Linked DNA regions of Homo sapiens: region 2 is linked to region 1. The links are chromatin contacts, found by Hi-C or POLR2A ChIA-PET in ENCODE. All regions are on one chromosome and are shown on one strand. Each heading gives the region's core, a stretch centred on a gene start or an enhancer-like site at or near the end of the contact. The rest is flanking DNA. Distances are from core to core; before and after follow the strand shown. Region 1 holds the start of CTTNBP2 (cortactin binding protein 2). Region 2 has its middle 77 kb from the start of CTTNBP2.

Evidence for each region. Hi-C counts contacts between places; a loop is a spot of excess contacts on that map. ChIA-PET counts read pairs that join two places held with the same protein, here RNA polymerase II (POLR2A).
Region 2: a loop to region 1 is called in a map of PC-3, with 4 times the contacts of the local background. The contact joins the enhancer-like site here to the promoter of CTTNBP2 in region 1. A Hi-C loop is called at or near these places in 3 of 168 maps with a recorded cell type or tissue (A673, PC-3 and chondrocyte). POLR2A ChIA-PET finds 5 or more read pairs at or near these places in 1 of 52 experiments (A673).

The regions. Positions count from the first base shown.
Region 1 is chr7:117,871,654-117,874,960 of GRCh38, forward strand. It overlaps CTTNBP2 (cortactin binding protein 2), which reads right to left and starts at 1,788. Exons shown (of 23, transcript NM_033427.3): 1 at 1,682-1,788. The coding sequence starts at 1,762.
Region 2 is chr7:117,949,155-117,952,520 of GRCh38, forward strand. No RefSeq gene overlaps it. Among named protein-coding and RNA genes, the nearest start is that of CTTNBP2, 77 kb to the left of the region's middle. RefSeq lists an enhancer at 1,482-2,681. Within about 2 kb of position 1,582, at least 3 of the 41 ENCODE cell types and tissues checked have a DNase peak (open chromatin) inside an H3K27ac peak, as active enhancers do; they include PC-3, where a contact is called at or near this core.

The DNA of each region.
Region 1 (3,307 bases), core at 538-3,037:
TATATCAGCTCTACAGACCATCAGTCAGATGTTTGTGTTTGGGTTAATTGTCAGGTGATTAAAATATTGAGGGTAACAGAAACCCATTCTGAGTGGATTAAGTAAACAAATTCAACCTTTCTGGGGAACAAGAAACACACCACACACACACACACACACACACACCCTCTTTCTTTTTCGTCCTTCCCCTTCACACACACACACACACACACACACACACACCCTCTTTCTTTTTCCTCGTCCTTCCCCTTCCCACCTTTTGGGGATGAAGGCACCAAATCATTTCCACTTGCCAGAGAGCCTTGTCTCAATAGCTAGTTTCCTTACTGTGCCCCACAGAGGGGAGCTGATTCACATAAGTGGGCAGGTTTCGTTTGAAATCTTAAAGTTCTCATTTTCTATGCAAAGAATGGAAACTCAATTTTCCCAAAAGTTCAAATCAAAACTTGCCAGTTTTACAAGTGGAAATTAGCAGTCCTCCTCCCCGTTTCTCCTTCCATTGCCAGGCTCAGCTCCTCTCACCCCAAGTACCTTCCTCCACATCTCTCCTCTCCCTCTCCAGAAAGCCCTACCTCCAGAGGGTGGGAGGAAGTTAAAGCGGCCCCCGCTGTTTACGCCCGGCCCTGCCCTCTCCTGCACTGATTCTGCTCAGGTCTTGATAGGAAGAGGGGGGCGTCCACGCCCCGCTCGCTCCATCCCACCCCATCCTTCGGCGGGAGCAGCCAGATCTGGCCAAGAGTGGGAGGCGCTCCCAGATCTGCCTTTCTCTGCAGCTCCTTGCAGCTCCTGCGAAGCTGCTTCCCAAACACCGAGAACCTTTTCCACCCAGGAAATGTGGGTCCAGCCCTTCCCCAAAGTAGAGGCTGGAAACCACCAGCGAGTCTCTACACCGGAATATTAAGGGGGTGAAAGTAAGGACCAGTCAAGAATGGTAGCGCATTCGGCCTCTAGACTCCAGAGAAGGAGAACAATGTCTTGAAACCAGGTGCAGAACCTCCACCTCTCCTGAGCATCGTCTCGGGAAGAACCAATCCATCCACCCCACCCCAATCACTACCACCAAGTAATGGGGCAGCAGGCTGCTAGGACCTAAAGCGCTGGCCTCAGCGGCAGCAGCGCCCACATCTGGACACGGCCCTCTCCCAGTGGGCCTCCCGAAGGCACAGGACCAGATGCACACAATGGGCATCCCCACACCTGCTGGGCGATGGCCCACCTCCCCCAAGCTGCTCTCCCGGGTCCGCTGAGCGGTACCAGGCACCCCCGAGACACGCGCTGGCAACCACGCGCGCAGCGAGAGGTGAACAATGGGGGGTCAAATTCGCCAGGAAACACGTCCCAGCCTTCTCCCCCGGCCAGAAGCGACCGCAGCGGAGGGAGTGGGCATAGGGGTCGCACTGGACGCAGACAGGGAGCTGGGAGAACCGGGCGACCCGGGGCCGCTTCCCGTGGGGCGCGGAAGGGACAGGAGGGATCCCCAGCCAGGGTGGCCGCTCCGCTCCCCCCCGCGGCCTCCGCCGTGTGGGCATCCCGAGGAAGGGGGGCCCCGATGAAGGGGCACCGGAGAGTCCCGGGCTTACGGAACGCCCCGGGGGTGCGAAGTCGGGTCCGGCTGGGACCCCGGCGCCGCCCCCGGCCCGCGTCTACACTAGCCCCGCGCCCGCCCCGGGAACTCGGTTACCGCCGCCTCCGCCGCGGCCCCCGCCGCGTCCTCCGGGGCCCGGGACAAGTCGGGCTCGCAGCTCGCGCCGTCCGTCGCCATCTTCCTGCTCTAGCGGATCCGAATGCGAGCTCGGAGCCGCGGCTCCGGACTCAGCCGTCTCCGCGCGGGCGGCACTTAACCCGCTGCTGTCCGGGACGCGGGCGCCTGGAGCCGGGAGCCGGGAGCCGCGGCACTCCCTCCGCCCCTCGCCACCGCCCTCGCCGCTTAACCCGCTGCGCGCCGGAGCGCCCCGCCTCGGTCCCGCCCCGCGCCCCGCGTCCCGCGCCCGGTGGCGCCAGCCGCGGGCTCGTGGAGGTGCGAGAAATGGGCGCACGACCTGGCTCCGCTGCGGCCCTGCGCGGGGACTGGGGATCAAAGACCACGGAAGAGGTGAAGGCAGAAAGCGCCCGAGGAGCGTTGCATTCCGCAGAACCCCAACCAAGCCGGAGAAATCCGTGCACAGACCAGATTAAATGTCAGGCCTCCTGAATCTGAATTCTCTGAAAGATCAGGGAAAATCCTACACTTCAGCTCCCTCTATCCCACCGCGAGGAATCACACAGGGCACCCCTTTCTTCTTAAATTGCTCTTTCTTAAATTTCATTGCCGCCAGGGTGTTTTTATCCTCCCTATATATATACACACCTGGCTCTGATTTATTCTATCGTTGACTCTAGTGTTTCTCCAAAAACAATTCTCAGATGAAAACGATTTGTCTGTCCTGTTTTCTTTTAGAACGTGGCACCAGCCCCTCAGCTCCTAACTTTCTATACAATCTCCTTTTCAGGGAATGTGTAGCGGGCTGTTTTATATTCTGTGACCCCCCTAAGTCTGAGATCTCTCCTGAAGGACTAACTGAGAAGTGTTAAATGTCATAGCTTTAAAAGCTAAATGTCATGTCCTCTACTTTTGAGAGAATTTAAAAAAATTACTCCCTACGTGTGAGGACACGTGTACATATACACCAAAAACAATCAAACAAAAGCCGTATTTGTAAAAATAGATTTTATGGGAATTACACGTCTCAGAAGATTTTTCATGAGATGAGTGAATTAGGCCCAAACGCTTAATCTTCCCTTTCCACATCTAATTCAGTTCCTACCCTTTGCTGCCAATTTCCAGAATGTGAAAATCTATCACCTCACCAAGACCATATGGTACAGCCCTTCCCAAATCACCAGATCCCTAAAAATGTGTCGAATGCATAAAATCAAATTGAGACATTCAAGCTGTGTCTCAAAGACGTAAAATCAAACCACAACCAAATCTTGCACTTGAAATTTTGGAAGATGAATGACTAGAATGTTCAGTCCAAGGGTTACAGATCAAAGCTTTTTTTTTTTTTTTCCTTTTTTCTTTCTTTCTTTCTTTCTTCTTTTTTTAATGGCAGGCTCCTAATGAAAGGTTTTGACTCTTTAATTGCTCCACTTTCCAAATTAGACCCAAATATGACACAAACCAGGGCAGAGAAAATCTTTTCTGCAAAGACCCTGAAAGGGATTGATTAATAAACTGTGAAAAGTTCCCTCCCAGAAGAGAGGTCAAGAAAGAACTTTACCTAGAACTCTGGGGCTAAAAGTCAGAGGCTTAGAAATCATCTCCAGG
Region 2 (3,366 bases), core at 332-2,831, 77 kb after region 1:
GAGTTTGTGCTTCCCATCCCGACAACTCTGAGCTCTGTGTGTCTAGGGGTCCCGGTTCCAAAGGAGGAACCCTTCCACCAGAGGACACATCAAGAGTCACACTGAACTCTAACTGCTACTGCCACCTGGGCACTGTGAAGTAATCATCTTGTCAGGGTTAACTGAAACTGAAGTTAGGCTAATGCTTCACAACGAGGGCAGGAAGAAATATGTTTGTTCTTACATGAGTCAGTTGAGTGTCTCTTTAGACAGCAACCATGGTCTGCAAAGTGCACAGTGCTCAAGGAGCTCAGATTTCTAAAGGATGCAGGACTGAGTCATGCCACTGGGTGAGCCACTGAGACCAGCAGAGATGCTAGCTGAAGGTGAAGGAGATCAAGAATGGACAATGTGAAGGGAGATGGTGAGTATAAATTGAGTTGCAGCAGCAGTGGAGCTGTAGTTCACTCTATTAACTTTCTCTTTTTAAATTTCCTCCAGAAAAAGAAGTGCACCAGTGTCCTGAAGGAGTGACTCCCAGAATTTATACAAAGAATTAGATCTGAACTGTACAGGGGTACATTGGAGTAGATGTTGTGATGTGCCCTCCACCTCCCCCTTCAGGAATGATGCAGACTTATTCCCTTACCTGCTGGGATTATTATCAGAAAACAGCCTTGGATGTCACCTTTGTTCGGCATTTGCCCTTGTCAATGTCATGCTCCCTTCTAAGGAGAGCCTACATCCAATGACTGGTTGATGAAGGAGTAAAAAGTATCCAGCCTCTGTGCCCCAACCTGGCATCATTCTGGAGGACCGTCAAAGCTGCAAAGATCCCTGTGGGTGTGGCTGATGTGTCACTTGAGAGTGTATCACAACCCAGCTAATTTCTCTGCTTACACTGCTTCTTTCCTTAGAGGTTGAAGGTCTTACAGTGAAAGTAAGAGGATTATGAACTCGGCTCAGGACAACTCTTTCATAAAAGGAATTATTAATGTGTTTTAATGCCAGATACCTTCAAAAGGGTTTTTGTCACATTTAAAATTATCGTGGGAAAATTTTTATACATTAACCTGGTGTCTTTACGGTATTAATTTTTTTTTTTCTTTTGGAGACAGAATCTTGCTCTGTTGCCCAGGCTGGAGTGCAGACTGCAGTGGTGCCATCTCAACTTACTGCAACCCCCACCTCCCGGGTTCAAGCAATTCTTGTGCCTCAGCCTCCCGAGTAGCTGGGATTACAGGCACAGGCCACCATGCCCAGCTAATTTTTTGTATTTTAGTAGAGACAGGGTTTCACCATGTTGCCCAGGCTGGTATCGAACTTCTGAGCTCAGGCAATCCACCTGCCTTAGCTTCCCAAAGTGCTAGGGTATTAAATAGGGAAATGACACTAAAAGAATAATGCATTGTTATATCATCAGGAGTTCAATCTGAAGGGGGCAAAGGATGCATAAGTAAGTTATTGTAACGTTACCATCACTCCCCAGTGGCTGGCATGGTAGGGCTGGAAGAATGGGAATATGTTTCCAAGGTCCAGAAGGAAGAAAAGGGCACTATGGGCAGTGGGAATAGCACAGGCCAAGCACAGAGGCGGAAACATGCAGCAGGTTACAGGGTGTGGCTGGAACGCGGAGTGCTGAAAGGCTGCAGATGAGCTTCAGGCTGGAGATGAAGAATAAATGAGTCAATCAAATAGGCCCACAATGCCAGCTGCAACTGAAATTCAGTCCAAAGTAAAGCAGTGCTGTTTGGAACTAGCAATTTCAGCCACAACTATCTTACAGACTTGCAAATTAGCTAAAAGCTGACTAAGGTGCTTTGGATTGAGCCAAGTATTTTTAGCGACCTTTATCAATAAGCAAGCACATTGTTAACCAAGACTGGGAAGTAGGAAGTATGTGTAGTTTATGACTTTAACTGATACCTGAATAGCATCTGTGGTTACAGGCATGGACTCTGGAGCAGGCTGCATCGGGTCAAATCTTGGTCCCCAGATGTACTTCCTGTGTGACTAAGGATACTTCTTTAACTTATTTGCACACTACTGTTAATCTCTAAAATGAGGATAACATATACCTATCTCAGGGTTGTTGTGAGAACTAAGTAAGTTACTATATGTGAAGTACTTAGAACTATGCTTGATACATATTAAGCATGAGAGAAAAAGAGAAGAGATGGGAGATGGAAGGAATGGAAATGCCAATGAGTTAGCAAGGAGAAAAATTATTCCCTGTGAGTGATCAGACAGTCATAACTAAAGGTATCGTTTCATCCTTTTTCCAAGGAATACCTGAGCTATGACTATGCTAAACAATTGTTCTTACATGATTCACTTGAGTGTCTCTTTAGACAGCAACCACGATCTGCAAAGGGTACAGTGCTCAGGGGGCTCAGATTTCTAAAACATGCGGGACCGAGTCATGCCACTGGGTGAGCCACTGAGACCAGCAGAGATGCTAGCTGAAGGTGAAGGAGATCTAGAATGGACAACGTGAAGGGAGATGATGAGTGTAAATTGAGTAGCAGCAGCAGTGGAGCTGTAGTTCACCCTATTAACTTTCTCTTTTTAAATTTCCTCTGGAAAAAGAAGTGCACCAGTGTCCTGAAGGAGTGACTCCCGGAATTTATGCAAAGAATTAGATCTCAAGTGTACAATAACTGAATTGTACAATACTATCAAGTGTACAATAACTAAATTGTACAATAGTATCCAAGCTCCCCATGGGCAGTGCAACCGGCCAGTGTACATCAATTAATCTCACCACCAGAGGCAAATGTGTCAGAATGCTCACTGTGACTTGCTCCAACCCACTGAAGCAACTGCACTTCCTATGTTTGAATTGGGTCATATTTCAGTGCGTCTGTGACCCACTACCTATTTGTGTTTCTATTCTTGGATATTTTAAAGGTTTGTCTTGAGGGGTGGATGGGGGAGACCATGTAGGCCTGTAGTGGAGTTTTTTGTTTTGTTGGGTTTTGTTTTGTTTTTTAGAGCCTGAAGACCAGGAGCAGAATGCCCTCATTTTACACAGAGAGACACTGAGGAAGGAGGACTTTGGTACCTCTGAGCCAGGCAGTGGCGAAGAAATTTAGAAATATGTCTCTCCTGGATGTTTTTGCTTGTATATGTGTCAGCATTTTACTGACTCAAACATAAAATTGAGCTTTTATTTACTTGGGGCAAGCCATTATTCTATAATATTTGATGTGTCTAACTCATTTAAAATGAAAGGGAAATGGAAACAGTACTTTAAAATGAAAATAGGGTTTCATTGTTCTTAGCTTCAGTATTCTTTAACTGCTTCGCCTCTGGAGTCAGTGTGAGGTTCTTAATCAGGGTTTGATTCCAGAAGCAGCTAATTATTAATCTGGGCTTGTACAAGCT